5 separate regions of the Mus musculus genome follow, and regions 2, 3, 4 and 5 are each linked to region 1. The links are chromatin loops, found by intact Hi-C in ENCODE. Cell type or tissue: left cerebral cortex. All regions are shown on one strand. Links, peaks and the distances in the headings refer to the core of each region. The heading gives the core; the rest is flanking DNA.

The links. A loop is a pair of places that touch in the nucleus more often than their neighbours do. Peaks named below come from ENCODE experiments on the same cell type or tissue, not always from the same donor. Only the 100,000 strongest peaks of a DNase experiment are listed, where the experiment ranks them.
Region 2: a loop joins it to region 1, with 9 times the contacts of the local background. A loop is called at or near these places in 15 of 42 quality-filtered maps.
Region 3: it touches region 1 in a loop (2.4-fold over the local background); 2 of 42 quality-filtered maps call a loop at or near these places.
Region 4: it touches region 1 in a loop (7-fold over the local background); 6 of 42 quality-filtered maps call a loop at or near these places.
Region 5: a loop joins it to region 1, with 4 times the contacts of the local background. A loop is called at or near these places in 5 of 42 quality-filtered maps.

What each region holds. Positions count from the first base shown.
Region 1 is chr1:152,901,322-152,907,683 of GRCm38, reverse strand. Smg7 (Smg-7 homolog, nonsense mediated mRNA decay factor (C. elegans)) reads left to right here and starts at 5,038. Exons shown (of 23, transcript NM_001160256.1): 1 at 5,038-5,175. The coding sequence starts at 5,147. In left cerebral cortex, for the core only: CTCF peaks have their summits at 2,930 and 4,775; DNase peaks (open chromatin) are centred at 2,955, 4,410, 4,784 and 5,398; H3K4me3 peaks cover 2,762 bases; H3K27ac peaks cover 2,460 bases.
Region 2 is chr1:152,522,279-152,528,640 of GRCm38, reverse strand. It overlaps Rgl1 (ral guanine nucleotide dissociation stimulator,-like 1), which reads left to right. Exons shown (of 18, transcript NM_016846.4): 15 at 182-368; 16 at 3,742-3,996. Among named protein-coding and RNA genes, the nearest start is that of Gm51749, 15 kb to the left of the region's middle. In left cerebral cortex, for the core only: a CTCF peak has its summit at 3,479 (motif pointing left); DNase peaks (open chromatin) are centred at 2,323, 3,450, 4,345 and 5,609; H3K27ac peaks cover 1,578 bases.
Region 3 is chr1:153,013,859-153,020,220 of GRCm38, reverse strand. All of the region lies in intron 1 of Nmnat2 (nicotinamide nucleotide adenylyltransferase 2), which reads right to left. Among named protein-coding and RNA genes, the nearest start is that of Nmnat2, 62 kb to the right of the region's middle. In left cerebral cortex, for the core only: a CTCF peak has its summit at 3,250; DNase peaks (open chromatin) are centred at 3,307, 5,325 and 5,603; H3K27ac peaks cover 403 bases.
Region 4 is chr1:152,951,533-152,957,894 of GRCm38, reverse strand. It overlaps Nmnat2 (nicotinamide nucleotide adenylyltransferase 2), which reads right to left and starts at 2,794. Exons shown (of 11, transcript NM_175460.3): 1 at 2,702-2,794. The coding sequence starts at 2,786. In left cerebral cortex, for the core only: no CTCF peak of the experiment used is centred there; DNase peaks (open chromatin) are centred at 1,492, 1,982 and 2,913; H3K4me3 peaks cover 2,693 bases; H3K27ac peaks cover 1,777 bases.
Region 5 is chr1:153,032,353-153,038,714 of GRCm38, reverse strand. The region is part of intron 1 of Nmnat2 (nicotinamide nucleotide adenylyltransferase 2); the gene reads right to left. Among named protein-coding and RNA genes, the nearest start is that of Nmnat2, 80 kb to the right of the region's middle. In left cerebral cortex, for the core only: CTCF peaks have their summits at 755 and 3,056; DNase peaks (open chromatin) are centred at 865, 2,698 and 3,027.

The DNA.
Region 1 (6,362 bases), core at 628-5,627:
TTCTTGTGCTGCAACCAGAAGGTGAGTTATTCTAAGTATCATCTCTCTTTCACTGTGGTATCCATAGTAACCTGGACAGTTCCTACAATATAATAATTCTCAGGAAATGTTTGGTGAATAGACCAGCCACGGTAAGAAAAAAGGATTCATCTCTTATCTCATTTTCTGTATCCAAAATTAGTAGATAAGAACATTTTCATAGAGTTAGTATATGATGTGCTTATTATTTATTGGAGACATATGCCCTGAACATAAAAAGGTTGCTATGATCATTATTTTATTTAGAATGAAATTACATTTTGGTAAAAATATAACATGAATTTCAGGAAAAAAAATCCACTGAATATTTAGCATACTGCTTGAAATATAAATAGAGCAATAAGACAAGAGAAAGATAAAAAAGAGTTATATGTAAACAAAAAAGAAAAATCAAAGTATCTCTACTTGCAAATGTCATAATACTGTACTTTAAAGATTCTACAAGAAAACTCTTAGACCCTCTATCCACTTTCATCAAAACAGTAGAGCACAAAATCTACACACAAACATCACTAGCCATTTAAATATAGCAATAATGAACTTTCTTATAAAAATTAGGAAAAATTCCATTTACAATAATTTTTAAAATGCTGTGGAATAAACTCAACCAAGGAAATGCAAGACCTCTACAATGAAAACTTTGAGATGCGGCAGCAAGCCTTCCTCTGCTTGTGGGCTGACACAGGAGAGTCAAGAGGGACCATCCTGCAGATTCAACCTTCAGAGTCAAGTGCAATCCAAACGAAACTGCAATGACTCTCCTCACAAAAAAGCAGCAACAACAAATTAAAAAGTACATATGGATGGACAGAGATCACATAGTCTAACCAGTCCTAAGCAGAAAGAATAATGCCGGAAGTACCACAGTACTGGATCTTCACATTATACTAAAGAGCCACAGAACAAAAAGTACGTGCCACTGGCAGAAGGAAACAAAGGAGACATGTAAGCCAGCACACTAGAACTGGGGATCCACAAGCAAATCTATATAGCAATAAGACTATCAAAATTATACATCAGGAAAAAGGGTGCTGGTCACCGTTTATAGAAAAATGAAGCTTGATACATATTTCTTTATTGTGCACACAAAAAAAAATCAAACGTAAAATGGACCAACAGCATTAGAGGACCTGAAACTTTGAAACAACTAGAATAAAACAGGAAAAACACCTCAAAGTGTAGGCATGGGCAAGGGATTTCTGAGAAGGACTCTACTAACACAGAGTATAATCCCCATGGGTTATGAGACTACACAAAACTAAAGACGTTTCTACCTCAAAGAAAACAGCCACTTGACTGAAGACAGAGCCTGCAGAAAGGAGGGGAAAACCTTTGCTAACTACACATCAAATGGGAACAATAGAGCAGTGGCTCTCAACCTTCCTAATGCTGCTGTCCCTTTAATACAGTTCCTCATGTTGTTGCTTCTTCATAAGTGTAATTTTGCTACTGTTATGAATGATTATGTAAATACCTGACATGCAGGATGTCTGATATGTGACCCCTGTGAAAGGGGCAAGACCCACAGGTTGAAAACTGATTTAGAAAATGCACAGAATCGCAAAAAGTAAACAGCAAAGACAAGTCATCAGTGAACAGGCCAACGAGCGGGAGAAACGGGTCTCAGAATAGGAAACAGACGTAAAGTGAGGTGGCATACGGTATCTTCAGCCATCAGAGAAATGCAAATTAAAAGAAAGGCTGTTAAGAAAACCAATCACAGCTGGGCATGGTGGCACGTGCCTTTAATCCCAGCACTTGGGAGGCAGAGGCAGGCAAATTTCTGAGTTCGAGGACAGCCTGGGCTACACAGAAAAACCCTGTCTCAAAAAACCCCCAACCCCCCCCCCCCCAAAAAGAAAAGAAAACCAATCACAGCAGACAGTGGGGGTGCATGCCCTAAATCCCAGCCCTTGGGAGGCCGAGACAGGCACTCTCTGTGAATCCATGGCCAGGTTGGTCAGAGAGACCAGGCCAACCAATCCTACACTGAGAGAACCAGTCTGTAACAAACAAACAAACAAAACAGACAGAAAACTAAAACAACCAAACAAAAGGAAAGAAAAAGAAAGAAGAAAACAGACCTGCTGGTGATGATGTGGAGAGTAAAGGAATTCTTATGCTTTGTAGGTGGTAATGTAAGCTGGCCCAGCTTCTCTGGAAGTCAGTGTCTAAGTCCCCCAAGAAACTAAAAATAAAACTACCATAAAAGTTAGCTCTGCCATTCTTGGGAACAAAACTTAAAGTCAACACACCAGAGATACTGGCACATCCATATTTATTGTTGCACTAGTCCTTATAGCTAAGAAATAGAACTAGTTTATGTGTCCATCAGCAGATAAGAAAATATACATAATGGATTTTTTTTCAATCGCAAACCCCCTCGGAACCAGGTTTTTTTTTTTTTTTTTTTTTGAAAAAGCAAGGAACTGGAGATCAAATATTAAGAAAAAGAAGCCATACTGAAAAAGACAAATAACATTTTCTCTCATACACAGCATCTAGATTAAAAATGTGTATGTGTCATGAAAGTTCAAACAGGACCATGAAAAGGGAAGAAAAGGTCTGTAGGGAGGGAAGCAGTGGAGAATCTAATGGAAATTCACAGGACAATGAAAGCAGAATGGATGACTAAGAGGGGGAGAGCACAAGGAAGAGAGGGAAGAAAGTAGTATGGAGGAAATCAATGGGGAAGGTAGATAAAATATTTGTGTGTGTATGTGTGCCATAATGGAATTCATCACCCTGAATACTAACTAAAAAAAAAGTAGAATATTTGAGTATATATAGTAGTAACTTCCATTCTTTGACTTCCAGAGTTGAGGTAGAAAGCTACACACCAGAGATGTGAACAGTTTCTCACTAGGTGGCTCTCTTTCCCGTGAGTGGGCGGTGCGTTGGCGCTGGTGGAAGATAGGGGCCATTGTACTGCTGCAATCGCCCATACGTCATAGCGCCTCACACTCGCGCTTGCTTGCAGCATGAGGGGGCATAGTTCACTTTCTATTTCGTTAATGACATGCTGTCCTTGAGAATGATGTCCAAGTGGGCTGTACTTTCGTTTCCTGAGAACAGAAACACGTTCCAAATAAACACTGTTCTAGGTTAATAGGAGTTGGATTCAGAGAAAGACCTGTAAAGCGATTCTTTAGGCAGCATGGAAAAACCGGAAGATATCAGGTACCCAAACCAAAACCAAGATCCCATTGAAAATGCTGGTTTTAACTATACAGTGAGGACTGCGTTCTTGGATCTTATTCTAAAACACTTTAGGATAGCTGCTTATATAACTTTCAACATCAATTGAAAATAAAACCTGTAAAATATCAATAATTACTTCATTCCATCAGAATGACTTATTCTACACGATTCCACATCATCAGGATCCATTATTTCTATTTTAACCCTAAACCTGACACAAAATGCTTAAAATATTCGTTCTCAAAATGGAAAATTATTTTCTTAAACTCCCTCATGCAGATAAATCTAGATACTTTTTTTTTATGGCAAGTTCTAAAACACTGCAGATGTTTTTGAGGAGGGGGTCTTTGGAGATCAACCTTCGATGACGGAGCGTCTTTTCTCTCTGAGGGTACCTCTGGAAAGAACGTCATCAGCCTTTCTGATCGCTCTCCATTCTAAATGCCTAAGAACTGCGTGTTAGCCTCCTAGGCTGGGTTCGAGCTCTCACTAAGTCGCCTACGGGAGGTCTCGCCGGTGATATCGAGTAGGAATTAGGCAAGGGTCGACCGGCTACAAAAAGTCGAACATTCGCGATCGCCGGAGCCGCATCTCGGTTGTCATGTGCCCGTCTCTTCCCTTAGGGACCCGCTTCTGGCGGGATCCCGCTGCCCAGCCTCAAACAGTGGTGGGGAAGCCCCTTCCCTTTCCTCTGACTTCGCAGCATCGCCCTCGCTTTCTCGTTCCCACCCACTCGCCGCCGGCCTTCATAACCTGCCTTTTCTTCTCGGGCCCGGCCCTCTCCCTACCCGGCTCAGATAGGCAACGATGGAGGTGGTTTCCACCCTTGGGGGACTGGCAATGCCTAAAATGAATGCTTCGGGGTCTCCCCCAATTTTTGCTGGGAGAGTAAGGGAGGAAGAAATGGACTTTCCTACTCGGATAACCATTTCGACTTCTGGCTTTTAAAAAGGCAGGGAATCCAAGTGGGGAATCCTGGGCAGTTTCCAGGGAACCCGTTTCTCTACGGGAGGGTCACCCTGTCTACACACGGCAGTTACTATGACAATACAACCACAGCCTCCAGTTTCCATGGCAGCGGCCTGCCCAATCGGATTGGTTTTCCTTTCTATTTCTCCCTGGGCTCCGCCCTATTCCCCCCCCCCCCCCCAACCTTCTCCCAGAGTGCCCGGGGAGGGGCGGCTGAAACGGGGGAGGCCTCTGCGTCACTCTCCGGCGCGCGAGGGGACGACCGGAGTCGAGGAATTGGCGGGCGGAACTGTAGGAGGAAGGGGTGGCGTTTCCGGCGGGGAAAGTGGAGGAGTGGGAAAAAAAAAAAAAAGAAAGAAGGAAGGAAGTGAGAAGTGGGCGGGTGGCCGGGCGGAAGGCTTTGAGTGTGACTCCGGGCTGCTCTGGGCTCGATGTCCGCGGTGAGCCGGGGGCCGCCCCCGCGCCCGGGAGGAACAGGACGGAGCCTTAGGAGGCCGCCGGGCACCAGCACCGGATCGTTCGGCCGGCGCGCGGGCACCGCACCGCTCGCCGATCCCAAGAGGGAGCGCTACAGAGCGGCGGAAAGCACCCAGAGGGACCGGCGCTGCTGAAGTCTCGCGAGAGCGAACCCGACTTCCTTCCTCTGCTTCTCCCCTCCTCTTTCCCCGCCCCTTTCCCCTTCTTTTTCCCCCCCCCCTCCGGAGCCGGAGCGTCCCTGCGCCCCACAGGCCAGAGCCGCAGCCGCTGCCGGAGCCGCTCCCCCCAACTCCCTCCCCCTCGCCTCACTCACTCTCCCCCCCCCCCACCCCGCGCCAAGCGAGGAGGAGTCGGAGGAGAGGAAGATGGCGGCGACCGCCAGCACCCGCGGGGCCGCGGGGCCGCTCCGAGGAGCCTGAGAGACCCACGGAGGCTTCGCGGCGAGACGCGGCGGCGGAGGATGAGCCTGCAGAGCGCGCAGTATCTCCGGTGAGCGCCGGAGCTTGGCCGAGGCGTGGTGGCGACGGGGGAAGGGGAGGCTCTCGGGGGGCCGAGGACCGGCGGACTCGGAAGCGGTGGGGGAGTCGCGGCGTCCTTCTGTCCCCAGGGCGGGGAGGCCGAGCGCGGGGCCGAGCGGGCGGCTGCGGGAGGGGGCGGGCACACACATGGCTGCCTGGCCCCCGGGAAGCCGGGCGAGCCGCGCTCCGGGGGAAGCCGGGCGAGGAGCGGAGGGAGGTTGGGGAAGCGGGAGACGAGAACGTGTGTGTGAGTGTGTGTGTGTGCGTGTGCGCGCGCGCGCGCGCGCCTCTGGTCGCAGGCTGCGGGGCCGGGGTAGGGGAGAGGAGAGCCGGCAGCGACCCAGAGTCGAGGTGGGTGTGAAGGGGTCTGGAGCCCACGGCCCGGGAAACGTGGTGTGCTGGCCGGGGCGATGCAGGAGAGAGGAGGATGGAAGTCGGCACACCTGGGGGTTGGGAGGGCGCATTCTGGAGGGCAAATGAGAGGAAGGGGAGCCCGCAGGAAACGCGAGCTTGTTCTTTAGTCGCGGGCTGGAAGGAGGAGAAATAATGCCTTCTGTCCAGAGTTAGAGGGGTCGGAGAGCCCGGAAAGGGGGAAAAAGGATGGGGAGACGAGGGAAGAGGGAGGTGCTACGAACAAGGTGATGTTCTCGAAAGAAACTGTAGTTGGAAGATACCATTCTGAGAGTCGTGTGCATTCATTAGGTGCGATGTAAGGAACTTGTATGAAGGAGATAGAGTGACCCATGGGTACTGGGGGTGCGTGCGTGTGTATGTGTATGTGTGTGTGTGTGTGTGTGTGTGTGTGTGTGAGTGTCTGGGGTAAGGGAGGGGAAGCAGGGATTGATGCACACTTAAAGAAGACTCACATGCATTAACACCGACGTCGAGAACATTTTGAATGGAAAGACAGCAGCTGGTGTGCAGTCAGAATAGTTTGACGGATTTTGAGTGAGAGCTTGGAGGAAACTAGAGGGGAAAATACAGCCTTCACAATGGGAAATAAGGTTGCTAGTGCCTGAGGCTAATGGAGGAGTTGCTAAGACTGGGAACTTACAAACTGGCCTTTTTGTCTTTCAGGAACAGTGTTTTTCTTTTAAATAGCAGGTCTTATTTGGGAAGATACTTTTAAAAAGTGAGTTGAAACCTTGAGGAGAAGAG
Region 2 (6,362 bases), core at 811-5,810, 380 kb after region 1:
TTAAATTGACTATCTAGTCAATACTGTTTGTTAGAATATTATAGTATTTTCTAAAGCAATATTTACAATAGAGCATACATGATTGAAAAACATTAAGGGGTTTAATCAGCACACATTATTCAGTCAGTCATGGGTTCTAGGTTTGTAACAGCTCAGATGTGTGGCATTCTGTCTCCTGCAGGCTATTTCTGGGGTCTGACATCATCCCCGGGAGCACTCCCACCAAAGAGCAGCCCAAGTCCGCAGCCAGTGGGAGCTCTGGGGAGAGTATGGACTCAGTCAGTGTGTCGTCCTGTGAATCAAACCACTCCGAGGCTGAGGAGGGCCCCGTCACACCCATGGACACACCAGATGAGCCCCAAAAGAAGGTACACACTAAGCTTTCCCATAATTCTCCTGTTGCAGCTCCCAGCGTGCTGCTTGCCACGTGAAGAGTGTCTGTGTCCAAGTTTTTCAGTACATCAGAAACAGAGTTCCTTCTGGGAGCACATTCCTCAGAGAAAAAGGATACAAAGTACTAAGGAGGTTGCGCTTTCATTTGTCCCTGCAAACATTTCTATGCCCATATCTAAGTGCACTGAAGGATTGTGGCCCATAAAATAAATATACTCTATTCAAGAGATGCAGGATCGCCTGAGTAGGAACAAAACCCGAGAAATGGATGCATGCCAGCCTTTTGGTGCCATGCGCTCTTACCCACACCTGTCCCATGGCAGGTCACACAGGAAAGTACTCTAAAACTCAGTGACGTAGAACAACCTCCATGTTTCTTGGGGACTGGCTACTTTGGGCCCTACACCACAGTTTTAACCCAAGCCTGTTTCCGTTATCTGTCATTTATTTTTCTGGAGTAATTGACTTTCCAAAACATCCTCTTAGCATGCTGAAACATATGAAGAAGAGGGGAAGAAGCCCAGCCCTGTAAGATACACACAGGGAGAGCCCTTTCTTGGCCATACCTATCAACATTCCATTGCTTAAAGCAGTCATGTGGTCCAATCCAACATAAATAACTGAATCAGGGAGATACGATCTAGCTTCAATGGGAGGAACCATGAAACAATTCACAGGGCAGAGGGCGCAGTTTGCAGCAGGGTGAGGATTTGATAATGGTGATACAGTGAACCACAGCGGAAATAGCAAGCTGTACGCACGGATACTGGAATCCTCATCCAGTCCCTTTCTCATGGCTGCACAAATAAGTAAGAGAAAATATCTCCTTCAGTCCCCTTACTGGTCAAGGAGCTTGGCTCAGAGATCAGCTCTGCCATGACAGCAATCCACAGCATCTTGGGGAGAGTTTTGGCCACCTTGTTCTGTCATTTCTTCTGGCCTCTTGGTTTGGGTTCACACCAGTGAGAGAGAGTACAGGTGACAGGCTCTGTCTTCTGCCTTGTAGGGGGCACTGGTGTTGCTTTGCATGATGTCCTTAGCAGTCACACCAGTCTGAGACCCTTCAAGTGTCCCCAAATCATAATTATATGCCCCAGTACAGGGGAACGCCAGGGCCAAGAAGTGGGAGTGGGTGGGTAGGGGAGCAGGGGGGTGGGGTTTAGGGGACTTTCGGGATAGCATTTGAAATGTAAATGAAGAAAATAGCTAATAAAAAAAAGAGAAAAAAGAAAGGTATTTTAGGACTCAGCAGCTAGAGGTGACCCAACCACTCTCAAATTCCTCAGACAGCTAACATCTGACTATTGTCTCAAAAGTCATGTGTCCTAAACCCAGTATGTTGTCATTCCCCATGCCTTGGCATCAGCTGGATCCAGAGGAGATAGCTCAGTGACAACGCACTTGCCACGCAAATATAAGTCCCTGAGTTGAGATTCCTCCAAAGTACAAAAAGCCAGGCGTGTATGTCCACCTGGAGTCCCAGAGCCACTGCCGTAAGGGGAGGCAGAGACAGGCGCTCCCCGCAAGGCTCCTTCTCCCTTCTTCCTTCTTCCACGCCTCTCTCTTGCTCGCCCTCGTGAGGTTGTTCTCTTTAGAAGTAAAGTGTAATATGCATTCCTCCTTCTTCGTGCGCCTGATCATCACTTATAAACAGTTACCTTTATGCTTGTTCCACACCACTTATATCCTTGTGAGGATAGTCTCTATAACTCGTGTGAGCTCACCATCCTAACGCATTACCCCCTCAACTATAAGTGTTATTAGCATCACGGAAAGCCCAAGGGAAATAGGACGGTGAAAGTGAAAACATTCAAGCAGCATTTGGAGAACTGACCTTCCTGGCTAATAGACTTGCAGGCAAGATAACGCTGTTAAAATTATCCACCCTGAGTAAGTGCTCAAGCTGAGTCACATGGGCACAGAAGGAGAATTCCAAACAGCAGCAGCACATGGCTAACCGATATCATGGCAGTCCTACTGTAGACACTACATATTAGAGTTGGCATTGCGGTTTGCTGGCCATAATAGAACACCCCTGCTGTGGAATTGTCCTTAACATAGGATGCCATCGGACGAAGCAGCCCTGAAAAACTACAGATAACATAGGCCCTATTTTTTTAGAAGCCACATTATCAGAAAGCTAAATTCCTTGATCTGTATCTGTGGAATGGTAGATTATATAGAAATTAATAATGAGTTTTATAGGATTATTATAATATAATCCAGTTTAACTCATTCCGAATATCACACACACACACACTTTTCTGTAACAATTGATATTTAAATGGTTCAGCTTAATGGTTTTATGTCAGGAATACATCCCGGTGAGTTTAAAGCATCTCTTTGTCTGGTGATTAATATCAGTTGAATTTTAAATATTCAGTCACTTAGAGAAGCACATTACTGCAGCCGTACATCTCTCAAATGGCCTCGATGTAGATTGTGAAAGTGTATCTTGCTGGTCTTACCAGTGATTGTTAAAGAGATACTCAAAGGCTGCGTTGTCCAGGCAAGTGATCTGTTTTGCTGAGTCGTGCTCTCAGCATTGTTATGATGCTGTTTTTAGGGTGCCCCTCCCTCCCCCTGCCCTGCAAGGCAGCTGTGACCCAAGTGAGAAAGATAAATGAAAACTCATTAACAGTCTCACAGCACTAAAGGTTTCAAGGCTGTAGCACAAGTCAGCTAACTCATCATAGCTGCAGATGGCTTGGTGCTTGCTGTGCCCCTGCTGTGTGAACACCACAGCAAAGGGGCTGGAGAGCTCTGGTCCTGGTAGGAGTGAGACTGTGTAGGTGGACCTGGGGCCCCGTGTTTTCTCTGGGCCTCCAGCTTCTCTACTTGGCAAAGGGGTCAGGTGATCTCTGAGGCCCTCTCAGCAGAACTACACAAGCAGTAGTCCTTATCTTAGATGCTTCTAAACATGAAGACATTTGTCTCCTACTACAAAATCTGGATGTGAAGTAGTGGGGACAGAATGTTCTCCATGGCCACATTGAGAACTGTTGGGGGTGAGAAGAGGATGGCTTCCCAGCTTCTGTAAGCTCAGCCTGTACGGCCTTTAAATTCTGGTATCTGCTGCCATCTCGTGGTTAGCCTTCATACGGACAACTAAAACCAGGCCATCAAAGGTCCACTGTGCCTTTCTTAGATTCAGAATGATTAGTTCCCAGTGAGTCACTGATCGTCACATGAGCCCACGGGGTGTGTGTGTGTGTGTGTGTGTGTGTGTGTGTACCAGAGACATGAGATATTGAGGAGGAAACAACCAGTCTCTGTATCTACTTCTGTTTTGAAACGTGAAGCATGTTTGGTCCAGGCTCCAATGGCTTTGTTTTCTGATTCTTCCAGCTCTCTGAATCCTCCTCTTCCTGTTCCTCCATCCATTCCATGGACACGAATTCCTCAGGGATGTCGTCCCTAATCAACCCCCTGTCCTCCCCTCCAACGTGCAACAACAATCCTAAAATCCACAAGCGCTCCGTCTCCGTGACATCCATTACCTCCACAGTACTGCCTCCTGTTTACAATCAGCAGAACGAAGACACCTGCATCATCCGCATCAGTGTAGAAGACAACAATGGCAACATGTACAAGAGCATCATGGTAAGGGGCCGTCCTGCCTGGAGGGTCAGTCAGCTGTTCGGACACACATTTCTCATACCTGTCTGCACGTGCACACAAGACTAGCATGGAAAATAGCAGCGTCTTCCTGGGCGCAGATTAGTGGTATGCTTATCTAGTGGCACATGTGCATATAGGACATAGTTTTGACATTTTATGAATTGTTCATGCAATTTGGGGTCCTGTTTCACGATGCTCAGTGTGGGTGGGACAGTAGTCCAGGGCGGGTGCCTTGCTTCACACGCCTTCTTGGAACTCTTCCTACGATTGCACTGTCTACTAAATTAACACGCCTTCTCAGTAGTGTAGTTCCTGGTGACTCAGCTTTCTCCCTAAGCCATCTGGACCAAGCCGAGCTCCTGAAGTGGGTGATTATGGCGGAGGTGCAGTTTGGGTAGGAAGTAGCTACAGTTCAGCAGTAAATGGGATTGAGTCTCATGTGCTTCTTACACAAACGGCATCAGACAAGGAAAACTCCAAAGCTACTTCTGATGATGGCCGTCTTTCTTAAATACACACCCAGCCTTTCATGCTGATAACCTTAACTGCGTAAAGTCAACTTGTGGTAGGTGATGAAATTCCTTAGTCAGCAGGGCCCGTCATCGACTAAAAAGAAGAGAAAAAAGAAAAAGAAAAGAGAAATCTCTGTAGTAAAATCTGCACTAAATTTCATGTCTTCATTTGCCTCCCAGCATAGACCTAGGTGGGGTGGAGTCATTGTTCTTTAACCTTTGCGGAACCATTCATTGAATACAGTAATTATTGAAGATGGGTTCTTGCTAGTTCTTGCCCCGAGCTTTGAGGAGAGAGAGAAGAGTAAGACTCAGTGATCTTTGAAGAACTTGGAATGGAAGAGAGAGGCCATATACTAAATGATATTCTAACAGAAGCCAGACCAGATTGGAAATGGTCTAGTGTCCTCCTTGGGGGACTTTGTGTTAATTGTTCAGGCAGTTAGGTCTCACTGAAGGCATCAAGTTAAGAAATGATCAGGTTTGTTTGTTAGGGGCATAACTAGCCTTGTGGAGACACGAAGCTTGAGGTGGGACGAGCACTGTGGGTGGGAAGCGAGCCAAGGAAGCTGCTCCCATCTTTCGAGCCGGAGATGATAAGGGCTGGAGACGGAAGAGCCATTCATCCTGTTATCAGCCTTTGATAACCGTTGTGCCGGGTAAGGAAGAGGGAGGATTTCTATAGAAGAGGGAGGACCCACGGCCATCTGGCAGCCAGTGGCTGGTGAAACTACTAGAGGACGAGGTCTCAGGGTCTTTAGAATTGGGACATCCACATGACATTGTTTAATAGATTGCCAGAAACACGGGTGGTGCAGGGTTGGTGTTGCGTGTCTTTCAGCCCCATTGAGTGGGAATGAGTGTGGAGGAATGAGACCCAGTTCAGCATCTTAAGGGAGTAGCTAACAAAGATGCACTGGAGAAACAGCAGCCCAAGGGAGCCTGGCTCATCAATAGTAGTTGTGTGCTTCTGTTATATATGCCAGCCAGAGAGATAGGGGCCACCTACATGACCACAGCATCTGGAAGCAGAATACAAATGTATGCACCCAGCCGTTAATGCTGTGTGCCATGCCCACGGCAGCATGCTCTGCTCTGCCAGGAGAAAGCCTAGCATGTAGGAGACATCTTAGGTCGAATGCGCTATCCTGGTCTTGGGAAGGTATAAATAGATGAGTCCCCAGACTATTCCTTCCTTGGAATAGGGCCTGCCTTTGGGAGAACACTCCCTGTCCCTGTCTCTTCCTGGGACCCTTTATGTTGCACAGTGTGAAATATTTTCCTCCTTTAAAATTTTGTGTGCACCAGTTCTTTCCTTTGAAGTATATAAGCCAGATGTTTTAGTATTAGGTACATTCACGAAGCCCTTATTGCTGCTTATTGAATCACAAACACCAGCTGCCATGAGGGTCAGAGGGAGGCACCTAGGCCCTGAGGAAATCAAGCTCTGTGTGTGTGTGTCTGTGTGTGTGTCTGTGTCTGTGTGTGTGTCTGTGTGTGTCTGTGTGTGTGTGTGTGTGTCTGTGTGTGTGTGTGTGTGTGTCTGTGTCTGTGGGGGTATGTGTGTGTATGTCTGTGGGTGTCTGTGTGTGTCTGTGTGTGTGTGTGTGTGTGTGTGTCTGTGTGTGTCTATGGGTGTGGGTGTGTGTCTGTGTGTGGGTATGTGTCTTTGTGTCTGTGTATGGCTGTGTGTCTGTGGGTGTGGGTGTGTGGGTGTTTGCAGACGCGTGCCAAGCTCCAGCAATCTGCTCCTAGTGAGAGCAGATTTTCTTTTTACAAATGCATGACCTGAGTTTTCTTTCCCTTCTTTCGCCTTTAAAGAGATCACTCAGGACA
Region 3 (6,362 bases), core at 797-5,796, 110 kb before region 1:
CTCACTGGTCTAAATAGATTGGTCACCGAATAGATTGGCTTGCCAGGCAGGTCCAGGAATTTTCCTGTCTCTGCATTTCCAGTACTGGAATTCATAAGTACATATGTGCACTTTACAAACCGAGCTATCTCAGCCACCCATCTGTGAATATCTTCACCTTGTGCTTCCACCTTTCCTATGCTGGGGTTACAGGTGTGTAACGCTAGGGAATAAACTTAAGTCTTCCATGCACGCCAGGACTAACTGGGCTACTTCCTCAGCCTCTCCTGGTCCCTTTGGATGCTGACAACTGTCCTCTGATTGGCTGCTGCTTCTCATTGGCAGCCAGACAGGGAACCTGTTTGTCTCCAGTGTGAACATACCTGGCTGGATGCTGAGAGGTATCTGTTCTCCCAGGTCTGCCAAGCTGGGCTGAAGAGACACAAGCCCAAGGCAAGTTGGCAAGGTGCCAGTTTATGTAATTATAGTATCCAGCAAGTGGCCAGATGTTGGGAGTATTCTTGACCCAGGGCTCCTCCTAGCAACCTGGATTTACATTAGGGTGGGGTAGTGACTACCACACGAAGATCCTTTATTTAAAGGCAGGCTACAGTGAGCATAGGCGCTAAATAATTAGAGTTGATGACAAGCTATGAACTGGGGCAAGACGTGCCCTCATTCTACCAAGCAGACCACGGTTCTGACCAGCTCTGTGATTGTTCCACATCTGCTAACACCTGGCACTTGGCTGTCAGATGTCTGTGAACTGTAGGTGGGGGCTTTCCTGAGGCTCACTTACTTCAAGACTCAGGGAATCTTGTGTATGTAATATGAAAGTTTTGAAATGGCAGTCATGAGGTTACGAAAGAATGGAACCAAGGCCTTTGGAACAGCTGGCTGTGCATAGTAGGTGCCCATAAGTGCATAGTAGGTGCCCATAAGTGCTGCTTGTCCTTAACTCTGGGAAACTCTTTCCTTTACTTTTCAGACTCTGTGCTTAAGATTCCTTTAGTTCTATTAACTGTTCCCACTCTAAGAAGCATACAGGAAAGCAACACATTATGTTGGCCCTCTCTGCTCTGTTAATGTGTTTTAGTTTGGACACACAGTTACCCAATTACTGGTGAAACCTGGGTTCCATTTCTTTCCAGTGGCCTTTACTTTAGGATAAGATCTCATCTACAAGCTCTCTTTTGGGGAGAGGGACTCAAAGATGAAACTAATGATGTGACTGTCCTATTATCCATCCTCACTGCCCCCCTATTGCTTAGGGGCCACTGCCCACTGCTCCTGTTGCAGACCCAGGTGGTTAAAGTCCCCCATGGCAAAAAACAAAACAAAACAAAACAAAATACCTCAGCAGTGGTCCTTCCTCTCAGGCTAGCACTTCACAGGCCCTAAGCAGAGCCCTACACACCCTCTCTAAATGGGCTAGAGAAACTCTGGACCTATCAGGGAGAAACCACAGCAAACACCTCTGAGAGATGGGGATGAAGACTTTCTTTAGAGGGCTCTAGTTCTTCTTCCAGGCCCTCCAGACCTATGCCCCCGCCCTTTCCATATGCACCCTTCGATGATGGAAGGAGAGAGCCGACTCCCTAAGTTGTCTCTGACTTCCACACACAATCTGACAGATACAAGTGTATATGTGTGAGCACAAATCCACAGCAAGCACAATTTAATAAACAAACAAACTGTTAGAGGCACTTGGATGGCCTCATCCTCCCACCAATCCTCTTGTCTGTCTTGCTTAATCACTAATTCTCCCCCAGGCAACATCCCAACTTTGTTTAAGTTTTTGTTGTAGAGGGTAGTTGTAGCTCTTCAAAGAAGACTTGTCCTTTCTTGGTGTCTTCGCAGAGGCTACTCTTTGTGTTTGACAGACATTCCCTTGCTACTCACACAGCACAGGTCTATTTGCCCTACAAGTCCTAGGTGAAGTTGTTTCTGTAAAGCTTTCCCAAGTCCCAGAGGCTAGCAAACGTCACTGGCACTATCAGGTGCAGCCTCACCATGATAACTTTTGTGTTACTGCAATGGTGGTAGGTGTGCTAGTGCTGATGTGATGTGTGTTACTGCTGTAGTGGCATGCATGTTAGTACTGTTGTGGTATGACTTTTTACTCCTCACACATTATCACACAATGAAACAAATAGCAATGTGTGTGTTAGATAAGACAGTGAAGTTCACAGGGGTTAAGTAGCTGACCCCAGACAACACTTTAAGGAACACACGAGGGTTTCAAATCCAGGGCCACCTAGCTCCAAACAGGCTAATTCCAATCACTGGACCACATGGCTCTACTTGCTCTTTTGTTGGAGACAGGGTCTTACCATTTAGCTCGAGTTGGCCTGTAACTTATTGCGTTGACCAGGCTGGCCTTGAACTCACAAAGAGAGCCCTTCTGTCTCTTGAGTGCTAGTATTCCTAACTCCAGTTTCTCTTGTGTCTACTTCCATGACAGCATGTAGCTAGTGCCCATGTGGTTGCTTGATTGCATACCATTCTCCTCACAATACTTCCATATCATTGAATGTACCACTCTGCCTTTTCTTCATGCTTTCAGACATTCTATTTAGAACCGGCACTTAGTAGGTACTCTATAACAATGGTTCTGTGGGTAAAGGTACTTGCCACCAAGCTGAACACCCGAGTTCAACCCCTAGGACACATGATGGAAAGAGATGAAGTTGTCCTCTGACTTCCATGCATGTCCTATGGGGTGCTTCTTGACTCCCCTAGCCATGCACACACGTATTAATAAAATTTAAAGGATAAGTAAACAAGCATTAAAACAAATCAGTGGATTAACAAAGGTTTTCTCAACTTTGCACTATTGACATTTTGGATAGGATAGTTCTTTATCCTGGGGGCTCTTGTGTGTAACATATCATAAGACCATTAGAAATAGCTCTGGCCACTACCCACCATTATGAATGGCTCCTCTACCCTAGCTTTGATAACAGAAACTGTTTCCAGATATTACAAAAAAATGCCCCCAGGGAGAAAAGCCAATGCCCAGCTTAGAACTGTTGGTTAGGGACAAGGATAAGCGGTCAGCTGAGAGTTCAAAGCCCAGAACCTCACCGAACTGCCGTCCATCTGAAGCTAGCATCGTTGTGAACAAGCCATAATCTGAAAAGACATCTTGTAATTAAGACATAATTAGCCGCTTACTTCTGTACAAAACCCAATACTAATGACAGTAGACTGGATCCTTCCATCCAGGCCTGCTACTCTACAGCATTAGTAAAGCTAAACTCCGCTCCCCTCTGGCTGGGAAGGGATCCAGCAAGTCCTTTCATCGGCTTGGATTTCTCTCTAGGACAAAGAGAAAGCCAGCAGCAACTCTGCAAACACGTTCAGAACAGACTATCTGAGTTCTGGGTGCTTTCTGTGTTGTCACAAACCCCATTTTGGAAGTGTAGAGGAGGTGTTGGGGAAGGTGGGCCTTCTTTCCCTTAAAGCACAGGGCACTGATGGATGAGTGCAGGCTTCCTCACCTTCCTACAGTCCTGGAAACTCCCAGGCTATTCAGTGTCTGCTGTCAGGGCACCAACCCGGAGGGAGGGTCAGGAGAAGCTGTCAAGTCTAATCACAGCCTATCAGCCTAGACCATCTGTTCTCAATCTGTGGGTCGAGACCCCTTGGGGAGTTGTATATCAGATATCCTGCATATCGGGTATTTACATTACGATTTATAACAGTAGCAAAAATTACAGTTATGAAGTAGCAAGGAAAATAATTTTATGGCTGGGAGTGAGCACAACATGAGGAACTGTATTAAAGGGTCACGGCATAGGCTGAGAACCAGTGTCCGAGACACATACCTCTGTTCTGCCTGCTGCAAGTCTCTCTGAAGGGTTTGCCGTCGACTAAATTTACTCCATCAACACACAGTTTCATCTTTTTACCCACACTGCTCCTGGCTGACTTGCTTCATCGTTGTTAAAGTGACTAGCCCTTTCCATTTCCTGCTGTGCTTTACATGTGACGCGTCTGTTGCGTTTCAAGGCTCGATGTGCTTGAACACTTGGTCTGGATCAGGTGATGCTGTTGAAGAGCTTTTGGGGTCCCTTTGAGCATGTCCATCACCCAGCCAAGGGGGACATGAGATCCAGGAGAATTATGTGGCCCAACACAGAATTACAAACTTAGTTAAAACGTGGGGCAGAAGCACTGTGCTAAAGATTCAGTAACATGTATGCACCATATAATAGGCCCTACATGTTTTATTTAAGTGTACAAAGGACATGGAAAAGAAGCCAGGACTCTCTTTGAAGAAGCCTTTCTGCGTGCAAGCCATTGTTCATGTATGAATGTCTAAGTGCTCATGCTGGACTTAGTGAGGACAGAAGTCATTTATTTTGGGAATGCTGGGAAAGTTACTGCTAAAGTACACACTTATCATACATACACCTCCACATCAGTGGCCGTCCCCTGAGTTTCCCTGTGCACAGGGACCTGCACCATACACAAATATTTTAGAGCCCTGGATACTTATGTCTCCTCCACCAAGACCTTCACACTGATATCAATATACTGGCAACAGAATGGGGGGGGGGGGAGGACTGCAGGGAAGAAGTGAGAAAAGAGAGATGCTTTTGTATGACAGAGCAGACTGGCCTACGAGTCTAATGTACTGGAATGAATGTGCATGCTAAGAAGCATCCTAGGCGGGGTCTTCGCTTAGTAAGACAAAACTCCGGATCTCTCCATCACTCTATCCTCCAGTCCACTGAAGATATGAAGAAGGGCTCACACTTGCTAGGGTCTTGGCTTCGAGTGAAATCCTGACGTGTGCTTTATTGATTTACTATTTCACCATTAGCTGGTGAGGATGACTCCCTGATATCACCAGGGATTGCTGGTGATTCCGAAGCAAAGCCTCTCAAGTCACCACAGCTTTCCCCCTCAGTGCTTAGGGAAGACAGAACTCTACAATAGGCCATTGCCCGGGGAAAGGACACCAAAGCAAATCTGGGGTGCACTCAGTACCCTAGGCTACCCCTATCTTGTCTGTCACAAAGAACATCATCTATGAAATCCAGCCCAGATGCAGGACTTGGCTGGCTCTCAGGACCTGGTCACCTGTCTGCTGTCTGTCCTATGAATTGTCTGTGCTGAAATGGCCCGGTGAAAGCTGCCACACAGATTATGTTTCCTCAAAGGACAGAGCTGTGCTAGTCGGCCGTCTCGAGTAACTGATTTAATAGCCGCATTCTGCATGGTAGGAAGGCAAGCAGACTTGGAAATGTTCACTGCCAAGCTTAAAAGCCTCTACTCCTTCCTGTTGCCTAGGAAGAGCTTTCTACATCCACAGCCAACACCAGGAAGCCTTTTCCTGCTCACAAAAGGACCAGTCAGTCATCCTTAAATGGTCACACGGACTGAGAAAAGGCTGAACAACTCCCAGGGAGCTCGGGTACTGAAGGCAAGGGGAGAAGCTGAAACAATAAGACGTTAAAAGCCTTGTTCAGCCCACTGAGAATTTTAAATGCTTTTTCCTCTGGCATATTTGAAGTCTGCGTGTTATCGTCTGTTTAACTTACCCCCTCAAGCCTCTGAGGCAGGCTCTGGGGTCAGGAGAGCTGAGTCTTTGCATGACTGTGTATAATGCTGAGTGTGGTGTTGGCACGCAGAACAGCAGGAAACAGCATGGCTAAAATCAGCGGCAGCCAAGGTGGCCTGCGTCCAGAAGGCATAAGCCAATGGAGAAATGTCCCCTCGAGTTGGTGTGAAAGGGCATAATGTCTCCAGAGCTGGAATGCACTGCTGGAGGAGGAATGGAATCAATGACAGATATCTTTCTAGAAAAGAGAACTGCCCATGCCTTGGGAGAGTCTGGGAGGCAGAGCCTTTGGAGCCACCCTGCTGTGGATGTCACCATAAGACACATGTCTCAGGACCAAGAGGAAGGTTCCCTTGCTGCCACGGGAAGAACAGGAACTCCACAGCTGGGCTGGTTTCTGAAGCCCAGATGGGGCTCAGTTCCATGGGATATGTATATATACATATGTACACATACATATGCATATGTGTATATATTTGTATATATGCATATATGTATATTTTGAGACATTATGACAGAGAGAGAGAGAGAGAGAGAGATGAGAGGGAGTTTATGCAATGCTAGGTTTTGAATCCAAGGGTTGCATGTTGGGCAAGCACTCAAGCGACAGAGCCACACCCCAACATTTCCCACACATTTCTGTAGTTTACACATTGAGTCCAGCTGTGAACCCAGCATGAGGAAACACAGTGGGGTATTTAAAGATGTGGGTGATATACTCCCCACCCAGGTACATGGAACAGGATGGGAAGAATTATAGGTTAATCAATGAAGAGACCTCACAGGGTCCTTTCTTCCCTCTTCTGTCACA
Region 4 (6,362 bases), core at 550-5,549, 50 kb before region 1:
TTATAGGGCTGCTAAAATGTCTCTGAAAGCAAAGACGCTTGTTACCAAAGCTGACAACCTGAGTTCAGTACCCAGTTCACACACAGTAGAAGGGCAGCAATTCTCACAAGTTGCCCTCTGACCTTCATATGAAAGCTGTAGCACATGCATGCACACACATGTACTCATGCACACACACATGCATACTCACACATACACACACGTGCATGCACACACATGCACTCATGCACACATATGCATACTCACACACATACACACATACACACACATGCATGCACACACACACATACATACACATTGCATGCACACACATGCACAATCACAAATAATAATGAAATAGATGTCAAAAATAATTTTCAAAATGCAACAGAAGCTCAAAGATACCGATAAGAGATTCCACAATAAACGGTTTGATATCTATCTCATCTTCTTCTTCACATGTTTCTGTACTTTGGAAATGCCTCCATTAGGTGGTAAGCTCCTTCCACCCAGAGTGAACCCACATCACAGCCTTTTTCCTGTGTTTCTTTATGTTACACTTAATGGACACTTAAAAAGGCGTTCTTGACAGCTATTCTTGATTGGTCCTCGGTGCCAATGGGAAGTGACTAATGGCCACTGTCAAATGTCTCCATCCACAAAACTCTTCTGCTACCACCCCTGCCTGCTTTCACATTTTATCCCCAAAGCTCCAGGAGAACTGTCTGGCCAGCATTCCCTCAGTAACCGCCCTTATCGCTGCTACCAAACTCTCCAGCTGCAGTCCCATGCCCTTGCTCTCCATCAAAATCAAAATCTGACCCACTTCTAATCCTACAGCAAGTGGGATTTTCCACATCCTTAGTCCCTGAAAAAAAGGAGGAGCACCCACTCTCCCACTAAAGGCTCCTAAAGCCAAAGAGTTCCCAAGGAAGCCCGATCCTGCCTGGCCAAGGGGGAGGGAAACAATATTAGCAAACGACTGCCAACGGAAAGTGAGCCATGAGGAGGAAGAGTAGAAGAGAAGGCACTGAACTCACAAGAAGGTTAAAAGTGGTGGCTGCCCAGGTTGCTGCTACTTCAAAAGACTGGGGATGTGGCCTACCTTGCTGCTGGTTTACCTTAATGCTGGAACAAAGCACCCTGTTTAACAGGCAAGTTGGCGACATTTCTGAATAAACACTTTTAAAAGCTTACAGAATAAAGCAGAAGGAATGGCTGCTTCTTAGACGTCCTAACTTTCCCCGTTCCATAAGGTGGCTACTGAACCTGTCCTGTGTGCAGGGTAGTTTTATAATGTTGTCCTGTTAGCCGTAAGGCCCAGTGCAGAATAATCTTTTAGGGTTAGAGGAAAGAGTTTTGGCTTATGCATTTGGGGTGGTCTTCACGGATATGCTGTGGCTTTCATTAAACAGCCTAGGAAAGCTCTGGCAGTCCTCCAGACCTGGGCAAACACGTGTGCCCGCAGCCAGTAGCAGCGCTCTGCGTTTCAGCACCACCGCCTGTGGAGAGCGCCTCACCGCAGGGCCGGGTCAGGGACTCTCACCCTGCCCTTCTCCCATCCCCAGAGCCCTGGCTCTCCCTTACTCATTTCCTTGAGTCCCAGGGGAAAAGAAAAATCACCCCAACTTATAACTTCTCAATTTCTGCTTTTAAAGTGACCCCGCGTCCCCCTCTCAGGGGTCTAAACGCGCACACACCCTGCGCCTTTGGGTCCTAAAGCAGTAGCCTTCGAGCGGCGTGGCTTCCGCACCGGCGGCGAGAAATTTCAACCTGCGTGGACAATTACCTCTTTCCTGCCTCTCTGCTGGACCTTTATGCACGCACCCGAGACGCCTGAGCTTTCCCCCTCTCACTGTACGTCCCGAACCTCAAAAAACAAACTCGTGAAGACACGTCCCTACCCCACACACGAGCTCTCACGCACATTCAAATATCCATCTTCACACTCACACCGCAAGGATGCCGGTTGTCATCGCCGCCTTGGGCAGAACCTTGGCCAACTTGGGCCGGGATCCATCTCGCCGGCTCGTGGACCACCTCCCGAAGCAGTCGCCCCGCCCCCTCCCCTTTCCAAGGCAGCCGGAGCCAAACCTCGGCGGGGCAGTGGTACCCTTCCCTCTCCATTAGCCAACATCCACCGCTCTGGGCCACCAAAGCTACAATCTCCAAACATTGTCCGTTGAGCCTCCTGGAACCGCCAGCCAAGCCCAGTATTAGTCTCCTTGAAGCCCCAGTCCCTGCCACTGGTGTGTCGTGTGCGAGTGTTTGTGTCTCCGAGGCACATTTAACTCCTTCGAGCTTTCTGCCCATCCTAAACAAACAGCACGTTATCTTCAGCCCTTCTCCTTCCTTCTTCGCACCCCAACCTCTGCCCCTATCCCCACCCTTGCCCGCCAAGTACTCAAACCACCGCACTCCAGGGCTCTAACCAGGCGCCCCCACCCCACCCCAGAGGACACTCACCCCCCAGCCCCGCACCTCCCCCATCCCTGGCCCTCGGCGAGGCGATCTGGCCCCACGCTAGAGAAGCCTGGAAAAAACGCAGTTTGCGTCGGCTCGTGCTAGCGGGGATAGTTGGGGCTGACCTGGCACCAGCCTGATCAGCCGGCGCACCCCTCCGGAGGGGCGCACGCCTTCCTGCTCAATCGCCTTGGAAAGCCCTGATATTGGCGAGAGTAGAGCAGCGGAAGCAGCCTCCGGGGTGGGCGGGAGGACTCACCGAACATCTGAATGTGCCCTTTAGTGATGGGATTGAAGCTGCCGCAGGCCAGCAGGATAACGTGGGTCTTTGTGGTCTCGGTCATGATGGGATGAGGTCTCTCGCACTGATCCAGGGGTTGCCTCTTTTTGTGTCTCGATATGTCTGCAGACGGAGAAAGGAAGGCGAGGCTCCGGCGGTGGATGCTGTGGACTCCAAGGAGCCGCTCTAGACGCAAACCGCGTCACTCCCCGCCTCCCTTTAACGCTTGCCACTCCGGCTCGATCCAAGGCTGCTTTTGTATTGCTCTCCCTTTGGCTCTGCTTAGTCCTACTTCCTCTCTAGCTTCTTTTGCGTCACTGGTCTTGGTTCCTGACCCTATTGTTTCTACCCTCTCCACCCCACCTCACTGCATCTTACTTTATCTACAAGGAAAGGAGTGGTACCCTGGCATCCTTACAGCGTGGTTGCTGGCTATGTTCTCTCTGTGTCAAATTTCGTTTTCCTGACTCACTTTTTCTCTCCCTGTCTACATTCCCTAACATATCCGACTTCAAAAATGTTTGATTTTATGAATTTTCTTTTTCATGAGCTTTAATATTTAAAGTGACAAATGATAGGTTTTCTTTTCAATAGTGTTCATTTCGGATTTTTTGTTTTGTTTTGTTCTCCTCCCTTATTTAGTGATTCTAAACTATTGACTGGAATCCAAATCTTGACCTGTGGCTACTAAGAAAGCCCTTCTGCTAATGTTGGTCCTTTGTGTGGGTTGAATTATGGGTTTGGGCAGATATGAATGGGAAATTAGTAAGGCTAAGTATTACGAAATTCCTACATCAGCTGTCCAAGTTGAGTCAGTCACCACTCTATGCTTACTTCTTGATGCTCACTCTCTATTGGATGCTGCTGTGGACCCCGAATGATAACTGAATTAACTCACTGTCTGACAGAGCAGATTGGACGGAGTCTGAGAAAGCCTCTCTGGCTTAGACGACATTTAAGGCAGGCCTATTTAGACAAGAAGTTGTTGGTACAGAGACCCGGAGACAGGCTTCCAGTGCTTGTGAACATGAAAGGAGGGCCATATAACCAAAAGTCCTGGACAGGTGGGCAAACAGTAGTAGAGAAATGTGCACCCAGTCATCATATGGGTTTAGGATAATGGACAGGAAGTTCTTATGAGTCACTGACTTACAGTGGAATAACAAAAGGAGGCCATTGAAATCGTTAGACAGAGAGTACCATGTAATTGACATTTTTATGAGATCTCTGAGTGTTGGGAGGAAAAGAACCAAGAGGAAAATAAGAATTAGGAGAAAGTTGGCAGCCTTGGGCAGGTGGTCCTGTCCTGGGACTGCTGGGTATAGAGAGTCAGCAGCAGGGAGATGAGGCAGGGCAGGATAGATACCATAGATTTTGTAGCTTTTAGTCTTTGCGGATGGATGGGATATAGAGACGTTTGGGGAAACGCCTTAAAATTTGAGTTTAGTAAATGAATGGGCTAAGACTCTGAAAAATGAATAGGGGGAAAGGAAAGGTTTGAAGACCGGACAACTGTTCTCTTTGGATGCATTACAGAACCAGTAATTAGATTCCTGATTCAGAAGCACAAGTATTGCCTTCTTGGACGAACAGTTCCTTGCAAGAGTCAGCTCTCTCCTTCTGCATTGTGGGAACTGGGTGTTGAACCCAGGCCATCGGCCTTGGTAGTGAGTACCTTTGCCTGTTCAGCCACCGCATTAGCACTGCTCCTTACTTCTTATCTAAGAGTTTCTGGCAGGCATGCGGTTCATATTTCTTAATTTTTGCTGAATAGTAAATCAATTCCTACTGTGGAGAGATTTTCTAGTTTTCTAGTTTCTAGTTTATTACTTTGTGTGTGTGCACGTAAGCATGCATGTGCGCGCGCGCACACACACACACACACACACACACACACAAATATTACAGCACTACCACAGAGCTCAGAGGACAACCTGCAGCTGTCATTTCTCTCCTCTTTAAGTGTGGGTCCCTGGGATAGAACTCAGACCATCAGCCTTGGTGACATCTGCTTTACCTGATAAGCCAAAGTACTGACCCCAAAGTTTCTGGTTTCAATATAAGAGTCTTAAGAGCCAGTGTAATTCATACAGAAGTTTGTGTCTTCTCTAACACAAGATGCAAATGGGCGGGGTAGAAAGAGCAAGAGATGTTAGAAGCTGGGCAATTAACATAATTATAATTAAGCAATAAATATTTATTGAATGCCTGCCATATACCAAGCACTGACTTAAGGGTTGTGAACAAGATAGGGCTGCTGCTTTAATTCAGTTCACACTCTAGGCAAAAACAACAGACCATTAAAAAATTAATAGATGCATTAGTAATCGGAATATCTAGAAACATAAAGCAAGGAAAGAAACAGAAAAGGAATCAGTCCTCTTTCGAGGGGGTCAGGGGCGGGCAGGCTCTTTGCTGAAACAGTGTCTGAGCAGGAACTTCAGTCACAGAAAAGGTCATGTAGCATGAACCTTTGGGGATGGGCACACTAGGCAGAATGGGAAGTAGAAAGGGTCTGAGAGGCAAGACCCTATGGGGTGCTCAACATACAGCCGCAATGTGGCTGAAAAGGAAGGAATACAGAAAGAGTTGAGGAATGATCCGCAAAGTAGGACAGGGCGTGCGGAGCCTTGCAGGCTCTTGGGCGGTGCTCCGGTTGTTTCGACAATCGAGATGGGAAGGCATAGCAGTGATTTTGAAGAGAAAAGTGACATGAGCTGGCTCACATTTGCAGAGATCGGTTTGGCAGGAGACATATATTTTCGAGTTGCTAGTATAGATTATTTTTAAAGTCATGGGATCGAATGAGGTCACCTAGGGAGAAGCAGATACAGACAGGAGGCCCTCAGAATCTGCCCAGAGCACAACAAAGTAAGAGCAGTGGCTACGTTCATTATACACCCAGAAAGCCTGGGACCATGCACAGTTTAATTTACTTCACATAAGTCTCTAAGTGCATCCCATTTTAGAGAGTTGCATATAGAGGCACAGAGAAATGAATGGCCTGAGCTCAGACAGCTGGTATGTTCCAAGCCAGCCAGCTGCACCCACTGGTAGTTTTGATCAAAGTCTTGGTGCTGCATCCACAGCACCGCATCTCCTTTTGGTTTGTTTCTGTGCCAGAACAATCACATTTGGACATTTGGTTTAGCTCAATTTTTGTTTGTTTCCCTCTTTTCTTTTTTCCTTTCTTTCCTATTGTTTTTGGAGGAGGAGAGCAGAGGGAGAGGGTCTCCTTAATTCAAGCTTGCCTTGAACTGTGGTGAATCTGAGGATGGATGATCTTGATCTCCTGACTCTACTGCCTCCAGTTCCCAAGTGCTGGGATATAGGCATGGGCTGCGATGTCCAACTACCAGCTTCATTTCATTATAATATATGATGAGGATGATGGCGACGGTGACAACAACGACGATGACGACGGCAGTGGTAGTGGTGGTGGTGTGTGGTTAAAATTGGTTCCCTCCTTCTACCTTTCTGTGGGTTCAAGGATCAAATTCAAGTTCCCAGTCTTGTATGGCAAGCACCTTTTCCAGCTGAGGCATCTATTGGTCCTCGACCACATTTTAAAAATAAAGATAATAGCACCAACCAAAACACAAAGACGTGCTGATCACTGGTGTTGTAGGTAGGACCCAGA
Region 5 (6,362 bases), core at 443-5,442, 130 kb before region 1:
AGGACTGAACCTCTGAAACTGTAAGCCAGCCCCAGTTAAACAGTTTCCTTTATAGGAGTTGAAGTGGTCATGGTGTCTCTTCACAGCAAGAAATCTCTAAGTAAGACATTCTCTCATGCAGGGATACGACCAAGGCCAACCGTTCCTTCCCACCGGCATCCACTGTCACTTTTCTGACAAGTGTCTGCCTTCCTCCCTCCTCCATCTCATACAGGAATCCTCAAGGTGAGATGCAGGCAGCTACAGTGGCGGCTGGGCCCACACTTGGCTGAGAATGCTATGGAGCATCCCGAGCAGGTATTGCGGCTGAAAGGTAACCTCATGTATCTAGCCTGTCCTCTGAAAGATGTGGGCGGGATCCATGGGTGACAGCACACCCCGGATAGAGATCATGTTTATTTACCCCCAGCCTGTGCCCCAGCTTTGATGCTGGGGCTTTCCCTTACCACCAGATATCAATCAGAGGGTACCAGGGTTCAAAAGACACTTCGCGGGGCTTCCAGGAACAAGGAGTTGGGTGGGTGCCACACAGTTGGAGCGGTTTGTTAGGAGATAGTCATCTCTAAGTGTCCTGAGCAAAGAGGACAACTCCGGGCAATGCCCACATGCTTGGGGCTTTCATGTCACAGTGCAGAGGCTTGGGGGTGGGGGTGGGCATTGGCTTCCCTGGGTCTGCTCCATCAGTTAAGTGTAGTTCTACATACAACTTCATGCATCACACAACTGCACATCTCCACCACCGGGGAGCGTTCCTGTATTAGTATTTTAATGTGCCATGGGTACCTTGTGCTCATTTGCTTGTGGGTACAGTGTGCCCCTAGACTGAGCCAGCCTTTGTCTTAGCCAGCTGGCTTCTTTCATATGTTAATTTCGAAGCCTTTGCTTAAGGACCTCCCACTCTGCCCTTCTCTCAGGCTTCAACTCCAACCCCATGAATGGGGGGAAGAGGTGACTGGTTGTCTAGCAAGGAAATTAGGTGAGATAGAGCAAGGCTGTGGTGATGGAGAACCTGTGTCTGGAGCCACCACTGGCTCAAATTCAGATCTACCATTCTCCAGCTGCGTGAATGTAGGCCGGCACTTAACTCTTTGATGTCTCTCTTGCCTGCCTGTAAAACTGTGTCTGTCACACAGGATCAGTATAAGCACTGCCTTAAGGAACACTAGGGAAGCATTTTGAATATGGTCCAGCATACAGTGTAAACAAACCCTACAAGCCAGCAGAGCCTGCTTGGTGGTCTGTAACTTCAGCTACTCAGGGGCCTGAGACAAAAGGGTGGGGGTTCAAACTGAAACAAAGTAACAGAAACAAACTGAAACAAAGTAACAGAAACCCAAACTCTGAGGTGTGGGTTAGTGCTAATGTGCATGCTTAGTGTGCTGATTGTTCAACGCCAGAACCGAATAGGAAGGAAGGGAGGGAGAATGGGAAGAATGGAAGGTCGGAGGGAGGGAAGAAGAAGAAAAGGCAAAAGTTCTCTGAAGCTCACTGTCATGGTTTGTATATGTTTGATCCAGGAAGGGGCACTATTTGGAGGTGTGGCCCTGTTGGAGTAGGCATGTCACTGTGGGTGTGGGCTTTAAGACCCCTATCCTAGCTGGGCAATGGTGGCGCATGACTTTAATCCTAGCACTTGGGAGGCAGAGGTAGGCGGATTTTTTAGTTCAAGGCCAGCCTGGTCTACAGAGTGAGTTCCAGGACAGCCTGCGCTACACAGAGAAACCCTGTCTCGAAAAACAAAACAAACAAACAACAACAAAGACCCCTATCCTAGTTGCCTGGAAGCCAGTGTTCTGTTAGCAGCCTTCAGATGAAAATGTAGAACTCAGCTTCTCCTGCACCATGCCTGCCTGGATGCTGTCATGTTCCTGCCTTGATGATAATGGACTGAACCTCTGAACTTGTAAGCCAGGCCCAATTAAATGTTGTCCTTATAAGAGTTGCCTTGGTCATGGTGTCTGCTCACAGCAGTAAACCCTGACTCTGACACTCAAGGTGTGTTGAAGAGTGTTTTGTCATCCTGGAACGTCAGTAGATGGTAGGCCACGGTACAAAAGGCAGACAATGTAATGAAGAAGGGAGGGGTGGGAGCTGGTTTGAGGCTTGGGCTATACTCCAGAACCCCTTCCCACTGTAGTCTCGCCCCAGGAACCTTCCATATTCCTTCTTCCTCAGCTTGGCTTCAGCTAGTGGACCCATGAGAACATGGTAGCTGGCAGTACGGCTGGCAACATACCACTGGACAGTTACACCCTGCTCCCACTGCAGGGTCTGGTAGGAGAAGCTGGGGACTCCTGCAGCAGGAAGTCCCAGTCAAAGTGCTAAGTGCAGTACGGAGCTGCATTCCAAAGGCAACAGGATGGACACTCTTAAAGCAACTGAGGCATTTCTTACTAACCCGAGAGCATGCACCCCCTTTTCTCAAACTGCATCTTTAAGGGTTAACTCAAATAGGGTCTATAAAGAAGTCTGTTCCAGTCAACAGTTCCTCCCCTTTCACCTGCTCTCAGACGGAGCCCAAGAATGGTTTCCCCTCCTTCAGGGCTCAGAACTCCCAAGCCCCGCCTAATGTCTTCAGTGCTTCATGCAACCTCTCCCTGTCGTTTCTTTCTCTCCTTCCACTCCTCTGGGTTTATTCAAGGTCCAGGCTAAATTTCCAGGCTCCATCTCTACTGGGATCCCCTTGCCTACACAGCCCTTGCAGGAAAAGCACAGAGGCGTGCAAGACTGAGGGTCCTGAGGGTGGGCTGGGTGCAGTTTCAGAGATACTGAAACTGGAGAGAGGGCAGCCATCAATCTCAGCTGCCAACATAAAACATGCATGAGAGCTGGGGCAGGGGGGTTGGAGAGGACGCTAAAGACGATTTTTCAGCACACAGCTGGGGTTTGAGAAGGAGGAGGAGGGGGGGGGATGGTAGAGAGGCTTGAAGGGGAAGAGAAGCTGGAGGGGGAGGAGCTGGCAGTGCCCCAAGAAGAAGCTAGATGAAAGAAAGACTAGGAGATAGATACCAGGAGCTGCTGAGTGGCAGAGGCAGGCAGAGACTGGTTTGGCCTCTAGGGGCATCCAAGAGCATCAGAGAACCTGGAATGTAAAAGCCTTTTTCTCCCTGTGAAAAGCCCCAAGATTTTCTTTGTTAACTACCTTGCTTCCAGGCTCTCTATCAGTGGACTGTGCCAGGCTCCCTCGGGGCCTTTGGTCAGCAGCACACACCACTGTGTGCCATCACTACCTCTACAGATCAAACCTGCATCCTTAGGTACCAACCGGTTCTGCCAAAGCCGCCTGTGTGCTTTTATTTATTCTACCACAAAAAGCAGTGGTCCTTTTCTATTTTAAGAAACTTTATTTTAATTTGATCTGACTTAAGTGTGTGGATAGATGCGTTTTGGGTGGGGGGTGGCATACATGATGTGTGTGAAGGTGTGCACATATGTACCATGGCATCTATGTGGAGGTCATAGGACAACCTGCAGGGAGTAAGCTCTCAGCTTCTGACGTGTGAGGGGCAGGGTCTCTATTGTTTCTTTATGTCCTCCTGTCTAGCAAGCCCAGGAATTTTCTGGGAAGTCTCCTGTCTCTGCCTTCTACTCCCTATAGAAACACTAGGATTATAGATGTGTACTACATGCAGAAAGAAGGAGAGACATAAAAAGGAGGCCATGACTGCTCCTAAAGTATGGAGGACGTTTATTATAGATACGTGGGATACCCTAAGAGGAATAGATGTCTGGAAGAGTCTAGCCTGGACCTTGCTGGCAGACTGAGCCTGTGGCCAAAAGAGTAGGTGGAGGGAGGAAAGCCTGGAGCAGCAGCCATGGGGCAAAAGGGCCAAAAAGAATCAGTTTAGCCAAAATGGCTTAGTAATATAGGGGAGAGTAGGTGGGGGAAGGGCAGCCCAGCTCGGTCCCTGGGCTGGAGAGGTGTATGCCAGCCATACCCTGTAACAGGTAGGTACCGAGGGATGCTGGTAGAACCTGGCAGCCAGTGTCAGCATTGATAGGTTCATAAGCACCTTATTAGCCATTCGTCCCAGGTTTGAGACGTCCCAGGTTTTTTTTTTTTTTTAAAGATTTATTTATTATTATATCTCAGTACACTGTAGCTGTCTTCAGACACACGAGAAGAGGGCGTCAGATCTCATTACGGATGGTTGTGAACCACCATGTGGTTGCTGGGATTTGAACTCAGGACCTTCTGAAGAGCAGTCAGTGCTCTTAACTGTGCAGCTAGGTTTTTATAAGGGTTCTGGGGATCCAAACTCAACTCCAGGCTTCTGCAGCAAGCACTTTCATGAAGGAAACCATCTCCCTGACCCACTTTCTAGAATGTGTGTCCAGGGTTCAAACTCTCAAAGTGGAACCTGCTTCTTTCCTTGGTCGCTGATCTCACTAGTACGGAACTTTTTTTCTTTTTTAATTGACAGTCTTATCTTATCTAACTGTCTTTTAGGAGAAATGATAGCCCAGGACGCATGGCAAGATTAAATTATAAGAAGCAGGATGTAATATTAATCACTGAGCACACTAAATGTAAAAAGCACCCAGTGCTGAGTGAATTGGAGTACTCAGTCGTGGAGTACTCAGTCATGGAGTACTCAGTCGTGGAGTACTCAGTCGTGCAGAGTAGACCCAAAGGGAGGGAGGAACTCGGAGTAAAAACAGCAGGGAAGAGATGTACTAAGATAAGGTCTGGGATCTTTAGGGCATGTGGGCTCAAAGTGACATTCAGTCAGAGATTGTTACCAGCCAGCTCAGCACTAGAAAGGGCTGAGAGGTTCTTAAAACGTACAGTGCCTTCAGTCCGAATGACAGCATGCTAGCTGCCCCAGTGTAGATGTGAACTGTCCTTCACAGGCTTAGGGGCCCAAACACTTAGCTCCCAACTGGAGGTCATGGAACAGCTAGGGTGTAGGAACTAACCTGAAAAACTGGGTAGCTGGGGTGGAGGTGGGGAGGGAGGGGTTGGGCTTCCCAGTTATAACCCAGCTTGACCTCTCTGCTTCCTGGTTGCTGATCTGCTATTACAAGCCCCTCCCTGCCATACTAGGTAGCTGAGAGTCACTTAGACCACCACGCCCTCCCCATAGGCAGTACTCCTTCAATTATAAGCCAAAATAAATCTTTCCTTCCTTAATGTCTTTCTGTTGGGTGTTCTGTCACAAGAAAAATAGTGAACCAGTGCTATCCAAGGCTAGGAACATCACCCCAGAATCGCTTTCAAACTACTCTGGGCCAGAAGAAAATTCCATAGCCTCCTTGGATGCAAGCTTACCGTAGAAAGTGCCCAGGCTCTCCCAAAGTCTGGCTGTCTGCTCTTCTGCCTTTCTCTCTGCTGCTTTGCTGTCTCCTGGTCTACTTTTCTACAGTCATGTGTGTTATCAGGACCTCCTGGGGGCCCAGAGACAATGGTGGCAGCCCAGGTTGCAGTGTCAATTGAACATACTCTGGCACAGAGCCAGGATGCGTCTGGCTCTAGTGAAATCCTTTGTGGAGAGAAACAAGACTCAGTAGGAAGTCAGTGCCCTAAGAACCCTCCATTGGATACGCAGAGCACCAAGAGATGGTTCCTAGGTTCAAGCGAGGGCGCAATAAAAACCACCAAACTAGCCCACTCTGTGGTGGGAAGAAAGGTTTATTTGGAAAATTCACACTGCCACAGCTATCTCTGGGGGGTGGGGCGGGGATCAGAGAGAAGGGCAAAATGGCAGGGGAAACCTTGGCCGTTTTTCAGGAGACGGGTCTGCAGTGGGAGAAAGGATGTACGCTAGAACAGCCCGTTGATTTGTCTCACATTTATGTGTGCTAATAAGAATGAGATGCCCATGCCAGGGTGGTGGGCTGTAGGGGAGTAGGGGTTAAGGGAAGCATACCTTTTCTTGACAAACGGAAGCAATGTTTCTGAAGGATGTTTTTAGGCTTTTGTTAATCCACTAGCAAGCAATTTTTATGTTCACCAGTCAGAGTCTAACCTGAGCTGTGCCCAGAAATCTACAGCACTGTTAGCAGTACTCTCACCTTGGAGGCCTGTTTTGGACCTAACACTGGGCATCTTCAGACAGGACCATATATACATGTGTAGATTAAAAAAACAATCAAGTCAGACATAGGTTGAGAGGGTCACTATACTGACAGAGTAATGCCCCCTCCCAGGGTATCCAAAGAGATGCCACAGTCTGTGCATGCCCACTGATATGGTTAAGGGGATCACTGTGCATGCCCACTGATATGGTTCCCTGGATCACTCATTTGCGTATGACAGGCAGGTCCTTTCTATAATAAAGAGAGACAGGAGTGTTAATCAGAAAAGATGTGGTAAGGAAGCAGAGGTCAGAGTCAGCCAGGGCTAGGAGCTTCTAGAGCAG